Linked DNA regions of Homo sapiens: regions 2 and 3 are each linked to region 1. Evidence: chromatin loops called from intact Hi-C (ENCODE). Cell type or tissue: heart left ventricle. All regions are shown on one strand. Region 1 has its middle 24 kb from the start of LINC02673. Region 2 overlaps APBB1IP (amyloid beta precursor protein binding family B member 1 interacting protein). Region 3 has its middle 16 kb from the start of FAM238B.

Region 1 (8,000 bases):
TGTATATTTCTTGCAGTTTCCAAAAGGGCATGTGACTACTTTCTAACTAGCTCCAAGGAAATGGTGTGAGTCAAAGCAAAATGGTTGTCACCCAGTATTGCAGTTGTGATTTTCATACAAGAAATATTGATGCAAGGTGATATATGAAATGAGATGTGGTAACACATAGGATCTTGTGTGCAATATGCTGTTAGTGCATCTCAGAAATGAGGAAATACCAACTTGCATCTTCCTTGTGGAACTTACAAAAAATAAAGGTAGCGTTTTTTCTTCCACAGCAGCTGGAAATGAGCATAGTGACTAAGCATCATTCTAACAAAGATTTGTTGATTCAGAGTTTCAGGAGGTAGATAAAGAGTAGTAATAGTCCAAGCCAGATGCTGACATCTATTAGTTTTCTGCCCTTGGTGTGATTGATGAGCTCAGTAATAGAGGCTAATCAGGTTATCCAATTTAATGAATTCATATATTTATAAATAAATTTCATTACAAATTATAAAATAGCTTAGATGCCTTGAATTACAAGCCACAAAGAATAGAACATCTAATAACCAAAAGTAGGAGTTAATAACAGAAAAGTGCAACTTTTGAACATTATAACCTACGAAGAAACTTTTTTTTGAAATTTATTTATGTTTTGTAGAGACAGGGTATCCCTATGTTGCCCAGGCTGGTCTTGAATTTCTGGGCTCAAGTTGTCATCCTGTCTCAGCATCCTAAAGTGCTTGCATCACAGGCATGAGCCACTGCACCAGGCCAAAACATTGGATTTTATTGGGAATTTTAAAATAGTTTCAGCAATAAGGTTGAACAACAAGGTATTTCATTGCTTCACTATTTATTCGAGCATTTTAAAAACATTATCATGTTGAATCTTTATAATAAGCTAGTGAAATCAGGCTCTAAAATTCTCATTTTTAGAAGACGTTGAGCCTAACAAGCAACTTGTTCAAGAAAAAATACCTGTTGGTTACCACACTAGGACTTATTCTGAATTAAGGACATTTTCCATTATGCCAAGCTAACTCTAGTTAATTTACGGAATTATGCTGACCTCAATTCATGAGTATTTCATCTTACTTTCTTTCTTCTTTTATTAGCAGCTTAATAAGTTCCTAGAGCTTACAAACTTAAAGTCTCTGGAATAAGTAATGTTCTGCTGTTAGCTCTGATATTGTCTGAAATAGTCTAAGAACTTAATAAATTTGGAAAATTTGGTAAATGTTAAAATAGTAATTTTATTTATTACATTTTTATACATAGCATTCATCAATGTCTTTTGGAATATAAACAAAAGATATCTAAAAATCCTCAAAATAGCAATCCAGGTAAGACTTCTGATAGTAAACTACTCTTGGTGGTGCTACCATAAGGTTATGGAAATGTTGATCATACAATAGCAATTAAAAAAGCAATGTGGAAATAGGATGTGTTTACATATATACATATGTGTGTGTGTACATATATATATATAGCTTTGATTCAATTTTTTAGTTTATAATTCAGAATTAGTTATAGGTAGTTTATAATCTCAGAAAATATTATCTGAAAAAATATGTTTTTAATTATGGTCCCTAAAATTTTATATAATACTTTTGTATAAATAAGTAAAACAATTTTTTTTTTTTTTTTTTTTTTTTGAGACGGAGTCTCGCTCTGTCACCCAGCCTGGAGTGCAGTGGTGCAATCTCTACTCACTGCAGTCTCCGCCTCCCAGGTTCAAGCTATTCTCCTGCCTCAGCCTCCCGAGTAGCTGGGATTACAGGCACCTGCCACCATGCCCAGCTAATTTTTTTGTACTTTTGGTAAGACGGGGTTTCACCATGTGGGCCAGGCTGGTCTCAAACCCCTGACCTCAGGTGATCTGCCTGCCTTGGCCTCCCAAAATGCTGGGATTACAGAGATAAGTTAGGTTCTTAAGAGATGTGTATTAAAAGCTCCTACTTTAATTATATTTTTATCCAAGTTTTTTTTTTAATTGTTTAAAATGTACACATTTTACTGTGTATTATTGTACATACAGATTTTTTACTTATATTTTCTTCAAAAAATAGCTTTTATCTTAACAATGATTCTATTTATTCTGATTTATACTTATAACTATTGATTTCAATTCACCTGACATTAATATTGCCATTCGTGCTTTCTTTTTGTTGAGTTTGCTTTGTTCTCACCTTTTTTTTACCTTTATCTACCTATCTTTATTTGTTTTAAAGTGTTCTTCTTATAAAAACAAACATGGTATAAACATATTCTGATTAATGTGATAGTTTCCGTCCTAATAGAAGTACGCAGACTGATCACATTTATTATAACAATTGATATATGTGATTTATTCCTTCTGTCTTACATTGTGCTTCATCTTTATTTTACTGTTGGCCTCCCCTAGACTTTCTTATCTTTTTCTGATTTGAAATCCACTCTTTTCCCCGATACCCCACACTGCTGTTGATTTGGAAACTTGACTGAAAAACAATTCTACAATTCCATTCATAGTTATCTTCTTTATTTGCCACTTTCATGGGAAAACAAGTTTTTCGATTTTTTCCTCACTAAGATTCTATTTGTCCATTGCTTTCCCCTTCATCCCAATAGATGAGACCTTTAGAATGTTTTTATGTTTTGCATCTAGTTACGTAGCTGCTAGATTTTGCTGAGATAGTTTAATATTTTGAACTTCAGATTATTAGTTTTTCCCTTGAAGTGTATCTGTTCTGTTTAAAGTGTCTTTGCCTTTGACACTCCCCCATTTCTCTGCTCACCACCACCCTTTTTTCATGGTTCCATCTTCAAGTCCCTGTCTTGATTATTTTCTTAAGTGTTTTGCCCAAACAGGATGGATAGGTGATATATTCTCTGAATCTTTGCATAACTGTTAGTACAGTTTTTATTTTGCTCCAACAGTTGATTGATATTCATTTGCATGTAACATATCATCATGCCTCTTTATCTACCGCCTGAGCCATATTCTCCAGGCTAGCTTTTATCCGTAGTAAGCTGATATTTTAATCTCTGTCTATCTACTGCGTGGTCTCTTATTCTGAATTTCGACTGAAGAGAAAAAGGAACATGGTTGCTTTTTTTTTAATGCAGCAATAAAGAATAAATAGAAAAATTTGCAATGTTTATAATTGCTTAAATTGAAATATCATATGTATATATATGAATAAGCAAGAATAATATTCTGAGTACATTAGTATTATATTGAACGTTAAATACTGATTGATCCAACTACTAGTCATTGAGCTCCTGGAAGCCAGGGACAACATTTTAAACATTTCTGTGTCTCTAATGTATTTGCTGGAAGACAAAATATATTTCTCTTCCTACCCTTCCTCTCCCCCAACTCCTCCAATCTAAAATTGACCCTGTTTTCAGTACAACAAGATTCCAGATGGAAGTCAAGGTATATAGTGATTTTATTAACCCCGGTAGCAAAAATATTGTTTCAATAAAGATAAAAATTTTACATTCCATCTATGGTTTCCTTAATTTAAAAATATATTGGTAATACAGTTATATAGTTCAAAATCAAAGTGATATAAAATGATATTCATTAAGCCATCTTGCTCCCACCCTTGTCTCTATCAGGTTTGTACCTGTTTTTCCCTGCAGAGTTCATGCATTCAACAAATATTTATTAAATATTTATTGAGTACTTAGGTGCTCATTGTGTGCCAGACACTGTTCTAAGTGCTAAGGGCACAGCAATGGAAACAACAACAACAACAAAAAAAAACCAGGAAAAATAATTGTGGCCGCAAGATGCTTACGTCTAGTAGGAGAGACAAATTAACAAAACAAATAAGTTATATCGAATATTAGGAGATAAGTGCTGCAAAGGAAAAGAAAACAGGTGTGCACCACCGTGCCTGGCTATTTTATTATTATTGTTTTTTTAGAGATGAGGTCCTGCTACGCTGCCCAGCCTGGTCTCAAACTCCTGGGATCCAGCGATCCTCCCCTCTTTGCCTCCCAAAGTACTGAGATTACAGGCATGAACCATGTGCCCAGCCAATATATATATTTTTTCTTTTGAGACAAGGTCTGGCTCTGTCGCCCAGGCTGGAGTCCAGCGGCTCACTGCAACCTCCGCCTCCTAGGCTCAAGGGATCCTCCCACTTCAGCCTCCTGAGTAGCTAGGACTACTGGTGCATGTCACCACACTTGGCTTAGTTTTGAATTTTGTTTTGTAGAAACAGGGTTTTGCCACATTACCCAGGCTGGTCTCAAACTCCTGGGCTCAAGAGATCCAGCCACCTTGGCCTCCCAAAGTGCTGGGATTACAGGCGAGAGCCACCATACTGGGCCAAGATTTTTTTTAATTGGTTAAAACAAAGGTTTGGTATTGCCTAAAATAACTAAACAAGGTGGTATTTTATACACAGTTTAGTCAAACTGAGTATTTTCTGTCTTCCTTTCAAACACTGATTCAATGTGATTTTTGAGTGTGTTTTTCTCATTATTTGTCTTGCGAAAGAATTTCCTCCTTATTTGAAGAAAAGATATAGTTTGAGGAGACAGTAGTGGCGCTTCGGCCGCGCCCAGGGCCGCGGTTCGCTCTTCCCCGCGTGCGACCAGGCTGCCAGCACTGGGGACCTCTGGCGCCCGCCCGTCCGCAGCCAGCGGGGACAGCGGCCGCTCTGGGGAGGCGGCGGGGCAGGGGCGAGGGGAGGCCCAGCCCGGGGTCCGCCGAGCGTGACCTTCCCCGGGGCGAACCTCCTATCCCCACCCCTTCCCGGAATCCGTGCAGGGGCACTGGCCACGCCTGCAATCATAGCAAAAATGTCCCAGTGGGGACCATTCAGTAGCAAGAAATAGCACGGCGCGCCACCCTTACAGTCACTAACTCTTTTGTTCTCCGTGTTTAGGTAGAAACATGACTCAGAGAATCGGGTTCCCGCTCTGCAGCCTAAGCCAGAGGCGATGGTTTCCGCTTCTGCTTCTCTTGGCAGTGACCTGCCTTGACTTGGTCTGCTGCCTTTTGCAATCTGCTCTTGAAGGAAGGGCCAGCCTCTCGCATCTTCCTAGGAACAAGTCCGACCACGATCAGGGCTATTGTGAAATTAGCTAAATTAGTCCGTTCTCTCGACTTTTGGACTCTCTCCTCTGAATGCCTTATAGGTATAGTTTGGCAATCTCGCTCACACCTGGGTGTGAACCTGCGTGTACCCAGCCCGGGAGATATCGGGGTCTGTACAGGATTGGTACCCCTTATGGGTTAGAGAGACCTTCTTTCCTTAGCTCCAAGGCCAGATCTACGGGTGCTGTTCCGGTGCTGAGAGACAGCGTGTTTCTAACAGAAAATAAGTGATATAATTAAGGACTCAGCGCATGCACTCAAACACACAGAGCCAGTGAGATAATGGGTAAGCATTAGAGATACAGAAATGCAATTTAGTCCTCAAAAAATTCACTCTAATGAGGAAACAGACCAGCAAGTACGTAACTGCAGTTCTCTGATTCATGTATTTTCTTATTCTTCTTGCATTAAAGAATGCGATAGCCTCATAGCTGGGTACATTAATTTCATATTTAATCGTGTGGGTTTTTTTATGGAATGAAGACATCATAGACCATGTAAAGACATCTGAGAAAATAAGCCAGTTTGATGGTGTTTTTTGCATCTTGAAGAATAGTATGTAAAAATATGCAAAGTGCTTTACAAGCAAAGATTGTTAATAAGTACCTGTAGCTTACCTGGTTTAGATTAGGTTTATATGTTAAGAAACATCCAACAGGTATAATTTGCCAAGTAGAGTGTAGCAATAAGCACTCAGATTGTACTTGACAATCCTATGACTAAGACATTATCATTTGTCCTTTTTTTATTTTTTAAAGATAAGGAAACACATAGAGGAAATACCATATTGTCAAATAAGTATCACACTCAAGCTCACACAGTTGGCAAGTATGGCACTACACAATTTTGTCAGGCCATTTTCATATAGAGATTGCTTGGCCACATTAAAACAGAAAATGTTGCTTTTAAAATGATGCTGTAGGCCAGGTGGGGTGGCTCACGCCTGTTATCCCAGCACTTTGGGAGGCCGAGAGGGGTGGATCACTTTAGGTCAGGAGTTCCAGACAAGCCTGGCCAACATGGTGAAACCTCTACTAAACCTCTACCAAAAATACAAAAATTAGCTGGGCATGGTGGTGCATGTCTGTATTCCCAGCTATTTGGGAAGCTGAAGCAAGAGAATTGCTTGAACCCAGGAGGCAGAGGTTGCAGTGAGCCGAGATTGCGCCACTGCACTCTAGTCTAGGTGACAAAACGAGATTCTGTCTTTAATAAATAAATAAATAAAAAGGTGCTGTAGTATTGCAAGGCTAAGTAGGGTCAGCAGATGAAGTTCCTCAAGACTTTCAACATTACTGTATAGCTAAACTCTTGAGAAAAAACAGTAACCTACCAATTGGACATATGGAATTCACAAGTAGTTCTTTTGACACAACTAGGCCAAGCATGAGTTGAGGAAGTTAAAAACATTATGTGAATTGTGCAGGTAACTGCTAAAGAACAGACTTCTCTTATGCAGTCTGAAAACAACTTTAGTCTATTTTGCTGCCCTTAGACAAATGAAAAGAGCCAGTACAGATGTATAAAAATGGCCTATGTGTAACTGAAAGTGATCAAGGTTGTCGTTTTGATGTTGGAGTGTTAGCTACCCTCGAAGACATTTTCTTGCCGTATTGATGGTAGTATTTAAAACATAATATCTACAATAGTACCAGGTTTTATAGCCAAAGAAATTGTAAATATAATACCAGGCCAGGCACAGTGGGTCATACCTGTAATCCAAGAACCTTGGGAGACCGAGGTGGGAGGATCGCTTGAGGCCAGGATGTCGAGACCAGCCTAGGCAACATAAGCAAGACCCTGTCTCTACAAAATAAAATTAGCCAGGTGTGGTGGTGTGTACCTGTAGCCCTAGCTACTCAGGAGGCTGAGGCGGGGAAGGTTGCTTGAGCCCAGAAGTTCGAGAGTTCGAGGCTGCAGTGAGTTGTGATCGTGCCACTGCAGTCCAGCCTGGATGAAAGAGTGAGGCACTGTCTGTCTCCAAATAAATAAATAAATAATCCTATGCATTACTGCGTCTTGGTTCACAGTACTGTGTAAAACGTCTCATCCTGACGTTACTAGATAAATGATCAATAAATTATCCGAATTATCTTACTCTGGTAAGAACATTTATTGAGAGAATAGGTTCAAACATTTGCAGTGAAAGGTTAGAAGTTTTTGTGGATTTCATAGTCTTATGCAAAACTGAATTCTAAAGAATTTAATGTTGCCAGTACTGATCTTCCTGAGATTTCTCTGGGGTTTTTAGTCAATGACTTCTTAGCTTGTTAAAGCATCACATAGGTGAGGGTTGAATATGCCTGAAATAGCCTTTTTTGTTCCATGGCTGGTGAACACACGTATTGCCCAAGCAGCTATCTTGCCAGAATATGCATCAAGTGGTACAAAATGATAACCACTAATGGAACGTGATATGCTGCCCCTGCCATACCAATGTTAGAACATTATAAAGGATATTGCGTTAATTATATAATCTAGTTAATTCCACACAGAGGCTCTCCTACAAAAGAAGAAAACATACTGTTGATCTTCCACTTATAATCATATTGTCTGGTTTTCTGGTATGAATGTTAAAATCTGCCATTTTTTGATTGAGTACACATTTATTCCCCCAGGATGCTACCTTATAATACATCATGGTCTTAAGGGAACATATAAAGGGCTAAATGTGGCCATATGGCCCATATTAGCCTGTTTTTATTACTCATTTGAGGAAGATAGAAAATTGCTGTTGTAACTGATATTTAGTTCACTTAAGCCTGGATGGAATAAATTGGCGTTACTCCAGACAGTGGAGCAAATTGTCATAATGCTACCTTTCTCCACTGATTTGAAATGTCATTTTCACTATATAGGAAATTCTTTATAGCTTCGGGTTGTTTCTGTGCTTTTTATTGAGCTCCATTGATCTTTG
Region 2 (8,000 bases), 750 kb before region 1:
AATGTGATGGGAAACTTCTCACTGATGTGCTCAAGTACAGGCATAACCATTAACCCAGTAGAGTTCAGAATATCTGCCCAAATGTACATATCGTTCCCATGTATTTTAACCTAAATGGAATGTATCTTCCCTTCCAAGCTGCCTAAAGCGCTGTTTTAGGTTCATTTATTTTATTATGTTCAGAAGCATCAAATAAAAGTTAAACGTTTTTCCGGAAGACGGTATTTCTAGAAAGATTATTGGGTCAATCTATCTTGAGATCAACACTATAATTAAAAATAGCTTTCAACATCCCATGCCTTCTTAAGTCTTGGTGACCTCAGATAGACTTTCATGTCTATCTCTATAACCTTTAGAATTTGCAGGAAAATCGAGAGAGGAAAACGAGAAAACATGACAAGCAGAGCCTGTTTCCTTTCTCTGAGATTCCGTGGCTTGATTGATTGGAGTCCTGGACACTGGCTGTTTTGGTTTTGCTTTTATAATGCTTGAATAACAGTAATTGAAAAAAATAGTTATTTAGATAGTTTTTGAATTCTCTGTTATTACAATGCTGTTAGTATCCTGTAAATAAAAATGTAGGGGCAGGAAAAGGCAATCATATATATATTCTTCAACCTGAAATGTTTTCCCTCAGAGATAAGTTTAATGCCCAATTTATCCTAGGTTCTTGGTACCTATATCTCTTCTCTTTCAAATTGGCTTCTGATAGGCCTTTTACATTTTCTTAGTTTTATTTACATCGCTCTGTTTTTGTTTTTGTATTTTTGTGGGGTTTTTTTTTTTAAACTGTAAAACTCAAAATCTTCTTAAAATGAGTGGAAAATCATAATGCATTTTTTTAAATAAAGGAAGCTAATTAATGCTATGTTTTAATATTTGGAGAAAAGTAAGCTCTAAATCATGCTGTGTCAACTCATGGGCTGCAGGTGGCCCAGGACCCCTTTGAATGCTGCCCAATACAAATTAAAATATTATAGCTCTTGGCAGGGTGTGGTGGCTCACACCTATAATCCTAGCATTTTTGGGAGGTGGACTCAGATGGATGACTTGAAGTCAGGAGTTTGAGGTCAGCTTGGCCAACATGGCAAAACCTTGTCTGTACTAAAAATACAAAAATTAGCCAGGTGTGGTGGCGCATGCATGTAATCCCAGCAACTCCAGAGGCTGAGATGGGAGAGTCCCTTGAATCCAGGAGGCAGACACTGCAGTGAGCTGAGATCATGCTACTGCACTCTGTCCTGGGAGATGGAGCGAGACACTGTCTCAAAAACATTATGAGATTTTTCTCAACTTTTTGTGTTGTTGTTCATCACCTATCATCGCTAATGTAAGTGCATTTTATATGTAGCCCAAGACAATTCTTCCAGTGTGGCCCAGGGAAGCCACAAGATTGGACACCCCTGCAGTTTAAATGAACCTTTAAAATGAAAAAAAAAAAAGAATAGTTTTAAAACCAAAATATTTAGTAATTAAAACTGGCAGGGTGCTCTTAATTTTTTCTGGAGCATATGCTTGAAATAGGATAGAAGGTAAATTTGCTTTACATTCAATTTAATCCCATGAACAGTAACTCTCCCCAGTTCTCATTTTATTATGTTCCTTTGACATTAGATGCGGTAAAAACGCTGCTTTTCTGATACCCAACTAAATCATGGTCATTATGCAGATCTCTGGGACAATACAGGAAAGATGTCAGCAAAGAGAAGTGTGAAAATTGTCAGAATCAAAATGGAGTCACTTACGTTAAGAAAATGCTGACAAATAGAGCCAGCCAAGTCCATGAAACGAGAGTTTTCATGAGGATAATATTCTGTGATTTTCACTCAAGTGTAATGCAATCTTTGGTGTCTGGCTGAAAGGTCTGTACAAGTATTACGTATACCTGAGTAGGATTATTTAGATCCTGAAAATGCAGCAAAATTTGTTTCTTTATGAAAAGTTTAGTGAGATATTTGTATGTGGTGCAGGGGGTGGAAAAACTGGAGTGAAATTGGGAACTAGAGAAGGAGTACGTGGATAATAATATATGTTATGAATAATAATATATAAGCAATAATATAGGACAGTAATCCTGTATCACAGCTTATAAAAACTCAGTAATTTCTTGTATAATGCTTCTAATGGGGCATTGCAATAGGCCAACTGCAATACAAACCGCAGCATTTGGCAGAGTTTACAGAAAACATGATTTAACTTTAGTTCATGATAGAATGTGAACTAAGATTTTACAGTAGGTCCTCAAGGAGGAGAATGAACATTTAAGCCTCGTATTTTGTTTGATCATGGGAATCTTGGCTGGTATGATACTGAAATGACCCAATTCCATGATAATTGAGGCTTCGAAGTGTGTTTAAGACTTATGGCTTGATGTGTGATCCATTTTTACCGACGGTTTATGTGTACTTGGGTACAATATACATGTTCTTTAGAACAAGCTTGTGAAGCATGTTGCACAAATCTTCTGCCTGCAGCCTGTTATCTGGTCTGTCGCATCCATCAATTACTAAGAAGAATGTTTTAAAATCTTCTGAGGGCAAATTTGTCAGTATCTTTTCATTGTTCTGGCAAATTGTGCTTTATATATTCCGACACTGTTTATTATTAAGTGTAAACAAAAATTACGTATGTGACTTCCTGGTGAATTGAACCGTCCATCACCATGCAATGTTTTCTGCTTTTTGTCTTGTACTCATGCAGCTGTACTGTCTTTTTTCAGGTATTTGCCTGACAAATCTATTCATGCACTTTCAAACTCGTCATGCCTTTATGTTCTACATTTGCCACTTGTAAATGACATATAAGCAGATTTTGTTGTGTTTATATCTAGTTAGTAATTATTATCTTTTAACTGCAAGTTTATTCTTTTTAAATTTTTTAATTTTCTTTTTTTTTTTTTATTTTTAGAGACAGGGTCTCATTCTGTCACCCAGGCTGGAGGGCAGTGGTGCAATCATGGCTCACTGCAGCCTCAACCTTCTGGACTCAAGCCACCCTCTTGCCTCAGCCTTCCAAGTAGCTAGGACTACAGGCTCATACCACCATGCCCAGCTAATTTTTTTTTTTTTTTAGTAGATATGGGGGTCTCACTATGTTGCCTAGGCTGTTCTCTAACTCCTGGCCTCAAGCAATTCTTTTGTCTTAACCTCCCAAAGCGCTGGAATTACAGACATGAGCCAAAACGCCCAGCCTATTATTTTTACTCTGAATGTGATTACATAGTTTGTTTTTAACATCTTATTTTGTACTTACTATTACCCTGGATTCTTCTGGGATTTTTGCTTCCTTTCTTGTCTACTTCATGTGATTAGGATTTTCCTCTTATCCTCTTTTTGAGGCTTCTTGTTGAAAACTTATATACTGTATGTATTCTTTTAATAGCTACCTATAATGATAATATCCATACTCAAAGTCTCAAGTTAAACAACTTTAAACTAGAAAATACATGGACTTTGGACCACTTTGATTTCGCACACACACACACAAACACACACAGAGACACACACACATATTTTCTAGTATTTGAGGTACAGCTGAGTATTTTTTTCCTAGAATATCTTTATTTCACCCTCATTCTTCAAAGATGGTTTCAGTGGATGTAAAATTTCAATTGATGGTAAAAACTCTTCGTTTTTTGAGGGGATTGTCCCCACTGTCTTCTCCCTTTCACTGTTGCTGTTGAGAAGTTACCTGTGAAATTATTATTTCCATTAGGTCATCTCTTTGTTTCCCCTCTGCATGATTTTAAGACCCTTTCTTTGTCTTTGGTGCATAGAGTGGGTCTAACTCTGAATTTATTTTATTAAGTTGTCTGATAATTCATTGAGGTTTCTGAATTTACAAATATCTGCCTTTCACTATTCCAGAAAATTGTAATTTATTTTGTTTTCAAACATTGCTTCTCCTTTTTTGCTTCTTCTGAAACTCTAATGAAATGTGTTAAATCGTCTAACACTAGCTTCTTTATCTCTAAATTGTGTGTATTTTCTATTTCTTTATCTATTCTGGATATATTCATCAGATCTTAATTCCCATTCACCAATTCTTTCTTCAGCATAATCTAATCTATGTTAAAGTCATCCATTTTTGGTTTTTGTTTTTTGAAATAGACTTTATTTTTTAGACCAGTATTAGATTCACAGCAAAGCTGAGCAAAATGTACAGGGAGTTCTCATTTGCCACTTGCCTCATACGTGCACAGTCTCCTCCACTACCACAATTCTACAAAAATAGCACTGTAACAATTGATGAACCTACACTGACACATCATTAGCATCCAAAGTCCATAGTTTACTTAGGGTTTACTCTTGAGGTTGCACAATCTGTGGGTTTTCAGAAATGTACAATGACATGTATCCACCATTATAGAATCATGTAGACTAGTTTCACTGTCCTAAAAATCCTGTGTTCTGTCTGTTAATCTCTCCCTCCCCTTTAAACCCTGGCAACCACTGATCTTTTTCATTGTCTCCATAATTATACCTTTTGCAAAATATCATATAGTTGGAATCATACAGTATGTAGTATCTTTTTTGGTGAGGTGTCATTCAGACCTTTTGTCACTTTGTTAACTGGACTGTTCATTTTCTTACTGTTGAGTTTTAATGGTTTGTGTATTTTGGATAACAGTATTTTATCAGATATGTCTTTTGCAAATGTTTTTCCCCATCTGTGGCTTGTCTGTTCATTCTCTTGATTTTGCACTTCACAAGGATTTTTAATTTGAATGAAGTCTAGCTTATCAATTATTTATTTCATGGATGATGTCATTGGTGGTGTTGTATCTAAAAAGTCACTGCCATACCCAAGGTCATCTAGATTTTCTTCTATATTATCTACTAGAAGTTTTATAGTTTACTTAGTTCTCTGATCCATTTTAAGTTAAATTTTTTGAATGATGCAAGATCTGTGTCTAGGTTCTTTGTTTTTGTTTTTCCATATGGATATCCACTTGTGCCAGCACTATCTGTTGAAACGACTATCTTTTCATTATTACCTATGCCCTTTTGTTAAATGTTTGTATAAGCCCATTTTGGGGCTTTCTGTTCTGTTCCACTGATTTATTTGTCTATTCTTTGCCAATACCACACTGTCTTGATTGCTGTAGATTTCCTGTAAATCTTGAAATTGGGTGGTGTTAGTCCCCTGATTTTCTTCTTTTCTAATATTGTGTTGGCTATTCTTGTTTCCTTTTTTTTTTTTTTTTTTTTTGCCTCTCCATATAAACCTTGGGTTCAATTTGTCAATATCCACAAGATAAATTGTTGAGATTTCAATGGGGATTGCATGGAATCTATAGAGCGAGTTGGGGAGAACTGACATTTCACAAATCCTAGGCCTTCATATCTACAAACGTGGACTATCTCTCTATTTATTTAGTTCTTCTTAGATTTCTTAAATCAAAATTTTGTAGGTTTCCTACTAGATCTTTTATATATTTTGTTAGATTTATACCTAAGTATTCCATTTGCAGGGAGGAATGTGAACATAATGGTATATTTTTAACTCAACTTCCAATTGCTCATCGCTGGTGTTAAAAGAGCAATTGCAATTGACTTTTCTACATTAACCCTGTATGCTGCATCCTTGCTATAACTGCTTGTTAGTTCCCAGAGTTTTTTGGTCAGTTGTCCTGGCGGCCCCCTAAGGATTCCTCCTCTAAACCCAGGGTTGAGACTTTGCATTATTTTCCTCTCCATACATATGACTATCAAAGGCAAGATAGGGGAGAGTGCAAGGCAAGAGTTCCCTGCAGTCTTCTCCACTCTACATCCTTTCATATTGTTAAAGTAAATAGGGGAAATTAACAGTTGTGGAGCAGGTTCTCGGATATTTGCTATGAAAACCTACGTATGGTGATTTGGACTTTCAGAGCTATTATATTCTGGCGGTCTTTGATGAAACTTTAATTTTAACCTATTGTTCAATCAGTATCATTTTTTATTGGAAAAACTCATAGGAGAAAAATCAAATAATTATTTCAATAAATATCAAAAAGGCTTTTGATGAAATTCAACACCACTGCTTGTTAACAAAATTTAAAACTTCATAAGAAGCTAGCATCTGAGGAAGATGTTTTTATACTGATGAAAGGTGTCTGAAACCTACAGCAAAGGACATATTTAATAATAAAGCACAAACAGAAATGTCACTTACATTCATACTACCCAGAATTTGTTTTAATCAGTAACGGTAAGACACACAAACACAGAAATGACTGTCATGAGGGAAGTAGTTTATTTTACTACTCACAGTTCCTTAGAAGCTGTGGGCACAGCACACCACAAGGGGGAGGACAGGGAAACATCAAGGTCAGTCAGGAGGCAACGTGAATGGGGGAAAACATGGGAAAGAATCTTTATTGCAGTTCCATGGGAGGGAACAAGCAAGTCAGGGCAATCAGGCTTAGCATTGGCTAGTTTAAATATTTCATTGTCTTCTGGAAAGAAGAGGCTGCTATCTGGCCCTGAGGAAATTAGAGAGGCAGAACAGTGGCCAGAAATGTCAGAGTGATAAGGAAGAATAAAGACTGCAAAAGAGATAAACAGAGATAAAGAAGAATAAAGAGTGAGGAAGAGATGAGAAAGAAGGGGGTATAAACTCTGGGTTGGTTGGATTATATAGGAAAGTCATGCATGCAGGCAAGTTGTTTATTACATCCAGCAATTAGCCTATCCTCAGAGGGGCAGTCCCTCCAGGGTCAACAAGGCCCAGATTTCAAAGCATCAAATTCAGAAAATAAGAGACAAGACTAATACACCATTAAAGTCAGTATTATAATTAATATTATTCAACATTATCCTGGAGTCTCTAGCCAATGCACACAACAGCAAAACCAACAAGGTAACAAATATCTGAATGGAAAAGACAGACTTTTAAATTCTCAGATGATGTATCTACTTAAAATTTAAAAACCAAGTCAAGCAATCCATTAAAAGCTATTAAGTAGAGAAACTAAAAACTGTCCTGTGTACTATATATCAGTGAAGCTCATTTGTAAAATGTAGTATAAAGGGTGATTCAGAAGAGCAACAAGAACTAAAATATTTTTAGAATTGATAGACAATTTCAAAGTCTATAAGGAAAACTGTAAATGTTTATTGCAGATATAAAAGAAAACATCAGGAAAAAAGAGGTGCAGGTCATCACTGCTCCACCTAGTTCCAATAACTACGATTTAATTAAATAACGTGAGTTCCCCAACATGGTTCCAAATTCAGTTGCCATGGTATTTTAACTGTGAGTAATTACGTAAAGTACAAACTTTGTGTGAGCTCTTCAGTCCACAAATCACAACATAAATAACAGATGCAATCATGATCAGTGACCCATCATCTCTTTCAAATTATGAGGTTGCCAATCACTGCATATTTGTTACTGAGTTTATAAAGAGAACAAAGTATGTCGTTGTCTTGCCTCTTTGTCTCCCAGTGAGACGCTCACGTGACATTTTACAAAAATGAACAATCAAAAGAGGGAAGTGGTCAACAAACATGAAACTGCAAACAAAAAAAAAAAAAAAAGAAAAAAGGGATAACACAAAGTGAAATTCAAATGGAACATAAATGTAGTTATAGAAGAAATAGTGGCCATTCACTGAGGCAGATGTTTGCTCGGTATTTCAATTATTTTTGACAAATAAATCAATTCTGAATCTGACTGAAGCTCTATATTTACAGAAATACAGGGGGCACAGACACATGCTGTGTTAGGTTGTTTTTCTGTTGCTATAAAGAAATACCTGAGGCTGGGTCATTTATAAAGAAAAAAGGTTTAATTGGCTCACAGGTCTGCAGGCTTTACAGGAAGCATGGTGCTGGCATCTGCTCACCTTTTGGGGAGGCCTCTGGAGGTTTCCATTCATGGCAGAAGGCAAAGTGGAAGCAGGCTTCTCACATGGAGAGACTGGGACTAGAGAGCAAGCTAGGGAGGTGCCACACACTTTGAAACAACAGATCTCCTGAGAACTCACTCACCATCAGTGGGACAGCACCAAGTTA
Region 3 (8,000 bases), 690 kb before region 1:
AAAAAAAAAAAACAAGTCTTGGCTGGGCACATGTCTCACGCCTGTAATCTCAGTACTTTGGAGGCAAAGCGGGGAGGATCGCTGGATCACAGGAGTTTGAGGCCAGGCTGGGCAGCATAGCAAGACCTCATCTCTACAAAAAATAAAAAATTAGGCAGGCACGGTGGTGCACACCTGTTTTCTTTTCCTCCATAGCACTTATCTCCTAATATTCGATATAACTTATTTGTTTTGTTAATTTGTCTCTCCTACCAGAAGTAAGCATCATGCGGGCACAATTATTTTTCCTGTTGTTTTTTTGTTTGTTTGTTTTTCATCGCTGTGCCCTTAGCACTTAGAACAGTGTCTGGCACACACTGAGCACCTAAGTACTCAATAAATATTTGTTGAATGAATGAACTCTGCAGGGAAAAGCAGGTACGAAATTGATGGAGACAAGGGTGGGAGCAAGATGGCTTAATGAATATCATTTTACATCACTTTGATTTTGAACTATGTGACTGTAGTACCTATATATTTTTAAATTAAATGAAGAAAACCACAGATGGAATGTAAAATTTTTATCTGTATTGAAACAGTATTTTTGCTACTGGGGTTAATAAAATCACTCTGCCTTGACTTCCATCTGGAATCTTGTTGTACTGCTGTACTGAAAACAGGCTCAATTTTAGATTGGAGGAGTTGGAGGAGAGGAAGGGTAGGAAGAGAAATATATTTTGTCTTCTAGCAAATATGTTAGAGACACAGAAATGATTAAAATGTGGTCCCTGGCTTCCAGGAGCACAATGTCTAGTAGTTGGGTCAATCAATATTTAACATTTGATATAATACTAATGTACTCAGAATATCATTCACACTTATTCATAAACATACATATGATATTTCAATTTGAGCAATTATAAACATTGCAAGTTTTTCTATTTATTATTTATTGCTGCATAAAAAGGCAGCCATGTTCCTTTTTCTCTTCAGTCTAAATTCAGAATAGGAAACCACACGGTAGATAGACAGACATTAGAATGTCAGCTTACTACTGATAAAAGCTAGCCTGGAAAATATGGCTCAGGCGGAAGATAAAGAGGCACGGTGATGTGTTACATGCAAATGAATATCAATCATCTGTTGAGTAAAATAAAAACTCTACTAACAGTTATGCAAAGATTCAGAGAATATATCACCTATCTACCCAGTTTGGGCAAAACACTTAAGAAAGTAATCAAGACAGGGACTTGAAGATGGAACCATGAAAAAAGGATGGTGGTAAGCAGAGAAATGTCTCCAAATGGGGGATGGGGGAGTGTCAAATGCAAAGACACTTTAAACAGAAGAGATACACTTCAAGGGAAAAACTAATAATCTAAAGTTCAAAATATTAAACTATCTTAGCAAAATCTAGCAGCTACGTAACTAGATGCAAAACATAAAAACATTCTAAAGGTCTCATCTTATTGGGATGAAGGGGAAAGCAACAGACAAATAGAATCTTAGTGAGGGAAAATAGCTAAAAACTTGTTTTCCCATGAAAGTGGCAAAAAAAAGAAGATAACTGTGAGTGGAATTGTAGAAGTGTTTTTCAGTCAAGTTTCCAAATCAAAATGGGGGATAAGCAGAATGAGAAGTGGGTGCATGCAAAAAAGCGACCAACCAGGAGAGGTAACCTTGATTATGACAGCCCACTCTCATGATAACTAATCCATTCCCATGAGAACTAACCCTGAAAGAGATTAATCCATTTTAATGACCTAACCACCTCTTAAACCACCTCCCAGCACTACCACATTAGGAACCAAGACTAAACATGAATTTTGGAAGGGCCAATCCATATTCAAAGCATAGTACTCCATATCTTTATCTTTTCACAGTTTGATAGCTCATTTTTTTTTCTTTTTTTGAGACAGTGTCTCCTTCTGATGTCCAGGCTGGAGTACAGTGACACAATCTCACCTCATGACAAACTTCACCTCCTGGGTTCAAGCGATTCTCTGGCCTCATCCTCTCCAGTAGCTGGGATTACATGTGCCCTACCATTTCTGCCTAACTTATGTGTTTTTAGTAGAGATAGGGTTTCATCATGTTGCCCAGGCTGGTCATGAACCCTAGGCGCAAGCAATCCACCTGCTCCGGCCTCCCAAAGTGCTGGGATTACAGGCATGAGCCACTGCACACAGCCCATTTCTTCTTATCACTGAATAATATTCCATTGTCTGAATGTACCACAGTTCATTTATTCATTCACCTAGCGAAGGACATCTTGGTTGCCACCAAATGTTGGCAATTATGGAAAATGCAGCTAGAAACATGTGTGCAGAGATTTGTGTAAATATCAGTTTTCAACTCATTTTGGCAAACAGGAGTGCAATTGCAGGATCATATGTTAAAGTGTGTTTAATTTTGCAAGAAACTGCCAAACCGCCTTCTTAAGTGGCTGCTCCATTTTGCTCTCCCTCCAACAATAAATGAGTGTTCTTATTGTTCCACATCCTTGTCAGCATTTGGTATTGCCAGTGTTTTGAATTTTAGCCATTCTAATAGGTATGTAGTGGTATCATTTTTAATTTGCTATTCCCTAATGACATATGATGTTGGGCATTTTTTTCATATGCTTATTAGCCACCTGTATCTTTTTTGGTGAAGTGTCCATTCAGATCTTTTGTCAATTGTTTAATTGGACTGTTCATTTTCTTATTGTTAGGTTTTAAGGGTTTGTATATTTTGGATAACAGTATTTTATCAGATATGTCTTTTGCAACTGTTTTTCCCCATCTGTGGCTTGTCCTTTCATTCTCTTGATTGTGTACTTCACAAGAGTTTTAATTTGAAGGAAGTCCAGCTTATCAATTATTTATTTCATAGATGATGCCTTTGGTGGTGTTGTATCTAAAAATTCACTGCCATACCCAAGGTCATCTAGATTTTCTTCTCTGTTATCTTCTAGAAGTTTTATGGTTTACTTAGGTCTCTGATCCATTTTAAGTTAAAATTTTTTGAATGATGTAAGATCTGTGTCTAGGTTCTTTGTTTTCGTTTTTCCATGTAGATATCCACTTGTGCCAGCACTATCTGTTGAAAAGACTATCTTTTCTTTATTACCTTTGCCCCTTTGACAAATATTTGTATAGGTCTATTTTGGGGCTTTCTATTCTGTTCCACTGATTTATTTGTCTATTCTTTGCCAATACCACACTGTCTGGATTGCCGTAGATTTCTCGTAAATCTTAAAATTGGGTAGTGTTAGTCCCTGAATTTCTCCTTTTCTAATATTGTGTTAGCTATCCTTGTTTCCTTTTTTTTTTTTTTTGGCATCTCCATATAAACTTTGGATTCAATTTGTCAATATCCACAAGACAAAATGTTGAGATTTTGATAGGGATTGCATGGAATCTGCAGAGCAAGTTGGGAAGAACTGACATTTCGCAAATGCTAGGCCTTCCTATCCGTGAACATGGAATATTTCTCTATTTATTTAGTCCTTCTCTGATTTCTTTAATCAAAATTTTGTAGGTTTCCTTTTAGATCTTTTATATATTTTGTTAGATTTATGCTTGAGTATTCCATTTGCAGGGAGGGATGTGAACACAAATGGTATCTTTTTAACTTCAGCTTCCAATTGCTCATCGCTGGTGTGTAAAAGAGCAATTGCAATTGACTTTTCTATATTAACCCTGTATGCTACATCCTTGCTGTAACTGCTTATTAGTTCCAGGAGTTTTTTGGTCAGTTGTCTTGGTGGCCTCCTGAAGAGTCCCCCTCTAAACCCAGGGTTAAGCATTTGCATTATTTTCCTCTCCATACGTAGGACTATCAAAGGCAAGGTGGGGAGAGTGCAAGGCAACAGCTCCCTGCAGTCTTCTCCACTTTAGATCATTTCATATTGTTAAGGTAAATGAGGGGAATTAACAGCTGTGGAGCAGGTTCTCAAGTATTTGCTATGAAAACCTACGTATGGTGATTTGGATTTTCACAGCTATTATATCCTGGCGGTCTTTGATGAAAGTTTAATTTTAACCTATTGTTCAATCAGTATCAGTTTTATTGGAAAAACTCATAGGAGAAAAAACAAATAATTATTTCAATAAATGTCAAAAAGGCTCTTGATGAAATTCAACACCACTCCTTGTTAACAGAATTTAAAACTTCATAAGACGCTAGCATCTGAGGAAGATGTTTTTATACTGATGAAAGGTGTCTGAAACCTACAGCAAAGGACATATTCAATAATAAAGCATGAACAGAGGTGTCATTTGCATTCAGAGTACCCAGGATTTGTTTGAATCAGTAATGGTAAGACACACGAACACAGAAATGACTGTCATGAGGGAAGCAGTTTATTTTACTACTCACAGTTCCCTAGAAGCTGTAGGCACAGCACACCACAAGGGGCAGGATAGGGGAACATCAAGGTCAGTCAGGAGGCAGCGGGAACCGGGTAAAACATGGGAAAGAATCTTTATTGCAGTTCTCTGTGAAGGAACAAGCAAGTCAGGGCAATCAGGCTTAGCATTGGCTAGTTTGAATAATGTCATTGTCTGCTGGAAAGAAGAGGCTGCTATCTGGCCCTGATGAAATTAGGGAAGCAGAATAGTAGCCAGAAATGTGAGAGTGATGAGCAAGATTAAAGACTGCAAAAGATACAAACAGAGATAAAGAAGAATAAGGAGTGAGGAAGAGATGAGAAAGAAGGGGGTATAAACTCTGGGTTGGTTGGATTATATAGGAAAGGCATACGTGCAGGCAAGTTGTTTATTACATCCAGCAATTAGCTTATCCTGAGAGGGTCAGTCCCTCCAGGGTCAACAAGGCCCAGATGTCAAAGCATCAAATTCAGAAAATAAGAGACATGATTAATACACCGTTAAAGTCAGTATTATAATTAATATTATTCAACATTATCCTGGAGTCTCTAGCCAATGCACACAACAGCAAAACCGCTAACATAAACAAATATCTGAATGGAAAAGACAGACTTTTAAATTCTCAGATGATGTATCTACTTAAAATTTAAAAACCAAGTCAAGCAATCCATTAAAAGCTATTAAGTAGAGAAACTAAAAACTGTCCTGTGTACTATATATCAGTGAAGCTCATTTGTAAAATGTAGTATAAAGGGTGATTCAGAAGAGCAACAAGAACTAAAATATTTTTAGAATTGATGGACAATTTTAAAGTCTATATGAGGAAAATTGTAAATGTTTATTGCAGATATAAAAGAAAACATCAGGAAAAAAGAGGTGCAGGTCATCACTGCTCCACCTAGTTCCAATAACCATGATTTAATTAAATAACGTGAGTTCCCCAACATGGTTCCAAATTCAGTTACCATGGTATTTTAACTGTGAGTAATTTTGTAAAGTACAAACTTTGTGTGAGCTCTTCAGTCCACAAATCACAACATAAATAACAGATGCAATCATGATCAGTGACCCATCATCTCTTTCAAAGTATGAGGTTGCCAATCGCTGCATATTTGTTACTGAGTTTATAAAGAGAGCAAAGCATGTCACTGTCTTGCCTCCTTGTCTCCTAGTGAGAAGCCCACATGACATTTTACAAAAATGAATAATCAAAAGAGGGAAGTGGTCAAAAAACATGAAACTGCAAAAAAAGAAAAAAAAGAAAGAAAGAAAAGGGATAACACAAAGTGAAATTCAAGTAGAACATAAATGTAGTTATAGAAGAAATAGTGGCCACTAACTGAGGCAGATGTTTGCTTGGTATTTCAATTAGTTTTGACAAATAAATCAATTCTGAATCTGACTGAAGCTCTATATTTACAGAAATACAGGGAGCACAGACACGTGTTGTGTTAGGTTGTTTTTCTGTTGCTATAAAGAAATACCTGAAGCTGGGTAATTTATAAAGAAAAAAGGTTTAATTGGCTCGCAGGTCTGCAGGCTTAACAGGAAGCATGGTGCTGGCACCTGCTCAGCTTCTGGGGAGGTCTCAGGAGGCTTCCATTCATGGCAGAAGGCAAAGTGGGAGCAGGCTTCTCATATGGAGAGACTGGAACTAGAGAGCAAGCGGGGGAGGTGCCACACACTTTTTTTTTTAAATTATTTTACGAAATCTAAAAGAGTCATATTTATTATCATCCCATATGTCATTTGTCTCCTTCAAGTAATATTATATTGTTTTGCATTTAAATTAGAGGTACATGAACTTCATTTTATTCAAAATATTTAGGTTTCTTAAGAGTTTATTTTGGAATTACATTTTGAAAACAGTGGTCACAAAGTAAAACATTTCGATTTTGACATTTCTTAAGCCAAAAGAAGACATAAATTTAAGACCTTATCTAGTTGTTCAGCTCTCTTTCACCTATCCCAGGATGTTCCATCAAATATTCATTCCCTCTCCCTCTCTTCCTCTTCTTGTCTCCTCTGCTTCTATCGGTGCCTTCCCATAACCTAGATATGTGAAGAAATATCTTTAAAATCTTAAAAGCAAACAGAATTTTAAAAAAGCCCTTTTCCACTCTGCTTATCTCTGTAGCATGGTCCTCTCTTTTCCCCTCACAGCCAAGCTCCTTGAAAGCATGTTCAGCACTCACTGCATTGCGTTTCTTCCTTCCCCATCTGGTACATTGAGGCATATCTGGCTGTGACCTCCCCAACTCCCCTGGAATGGCCCTTCCTCATCTCATCAGTCATTAGTTCATTTTTGTCTTTCTCCCTAGGCTGTAAACTCCTTTAGATCATATATTGTGTCTTAATTCTTTTTGTCTTTTTAGAGGCTGACATGTAGCAAGTGCTCCATAAGTATTAATTAAATTAATATTGCCTTGCTTTAATGCTTCACAACACTCACAGCATCCATTTGAACCAGAGACCAAAATAAGTAAAAAATTTTCAGTTTGAACTTTCTGATATGATCTATCAGAATTGCTAACTTTATGGGACCAGGTGCATCCCCATGCATTGCTCATCTGATGAATTAGTGACTTGCATTGGTAGATCTCTGTTGTTCTTTTGGTGGTGGGGTAGACTCTGGTTTTAGCCTTAACCAAGGTACAGATATTTCAACAATTATTGCTTTTCACTTTTTATAAAATGTTAGTTTACAAATTGCTTTCTTTTTGAAACAGAGTCTCACTCTGTCATCCAGACTGTAGTGCAGTGGGGCAATGTCGGCTGACTGCAGCCTGCGCCCCCCGGGCTCAAGCAATCCTCCTGCCTCAGCCTCCCAAGTAGCTGGGACCACAGGCATGCACCATCACACCTGGCTAATTTTTGCATTTTTTCATGGAGATGGGGTTTCACCGTTTTGGCGAGGGTGGTCTTGAAATCCTGGGCTCAAGCAATCTGCCTGTCTCGGCCTCCCAAAGTTCTTGGATTACAGGCATGAGCCACCAATCCTGGCCTATAACTTGCTTTGATTGCTGGCCTTGAATTTCATTCATGATCCCAATGCTCTTAATTCTTTTGTCTAAGGGCTTGTTACAAAAATTATTCTATAAAGCCCTTTAAGATACCCTTGAGAGGATTTCAAAATAAAACAACTCAAAATTTCCCCCAACAAAATAAAAAATTCAACTAGAATCCAGGATTATACAAAGCATTTTGAGGAATTAAAACAATTTCCAGTCCTTTCAGGTGCCTTCCTAGAATAACTATCTAGGAATTTCTGCTTCATAATCTTATGAACCAGACATTGGCAGTTGGGTATGATCAGATTGCTGAATGTGTTATCCAGAAGATACAGAATTAGTCAATGACTCTCTTGATTTTAACACGTGAGTGTACTTGTTTTTTCTTTCTAACTCCCAGGTGAATGCTGAAAATGTAGCTGAGAAAAGCTAACTGTATGTGACTATCACAGACAAAGAGCACACTTACACTAATTTCTGTAAATAAGAAACTGCTATTAAATCTTAAACTAAAGTCTTGGTCTACATTTTTTGGTCAAATATAATTACAGATTTGACCTAACTGAGAGCTCCTTAGTTTAATAGAGCCATTATTGCCTATTATTTCAGAAAGAAATAGTGTTTTCACTTTCATGAG

The links. Hi-C counts contacts between places; a loop is a spot of excess contacts. Peaks named below come from ENCODE experiments on the same cell type or tissue, not always from the same donor. Only the 100,000 strongest peaks of a DNase experiment are listed, where the experiment ranks them.
Region 2: it touches region 1 in a loop (31-fold over the local background); 13 of 110 quality-filtered maps call a loop at or near these places.
Region 3: it touches region 1 in a loop (17-fold over the local background); 26 of 110 quality-filtered maps call a loop at or near these places.

Annotation. Positions count from the first base shown.
Region 1 is chr10:27,315,216-27,323,215 of GRCh38, forward strand. It overlaps the pseudogene ODAD2P1 and the pseudogene RNU6-666P. Among named protein-coding and RNA genes, the nearest start is that of LINC02673, 24 kb to the right of the region's middle. In heart left ventricle, no CTCF peak of the experiment used is centred here; a DNase peak (open chromatin) is centred at 4,786; H3K4me3 peaks cover 709 bases; H3K27ac peaks cover 661 bases; H3K27me3 peaks cover 1,277 bases.
Region 2 is chr10:26,567,587-26,575,586 of GRCh38, forward strand. It overlaps APBB1IP (amyloid beta precursor protein binding family B member 1 interacting protein), which reads left to right. Exons shown (of 15, transcript NM_019043.4): 15 at 1-217. Among named protein-coding and RNA genes, the nearest start is that of LINC03028, 7.7 kb to the right of the region's middle. In heart left ventricle, no CTCF peak of the experiment used is centred here; no DNase peak of the experiment used is centred here; H3K4me3 peaks cover 151 bases; H3K27me3 peaks cover 248 bases.
Region 3 is chr10:26,623,150-26,631,149 of GRCh38, forward strand. No RefSeq gene overlaps it. Among named protein-coding and RNA genes, the nearest start is that of FAM238B, 16 kb to the right of the region's middle. In heart left ventricle, no CTCF peak of the experiment used is centred here; no DNase peak of the experiment used is centred here; H3K27me3 peaks cover 1,974 bases.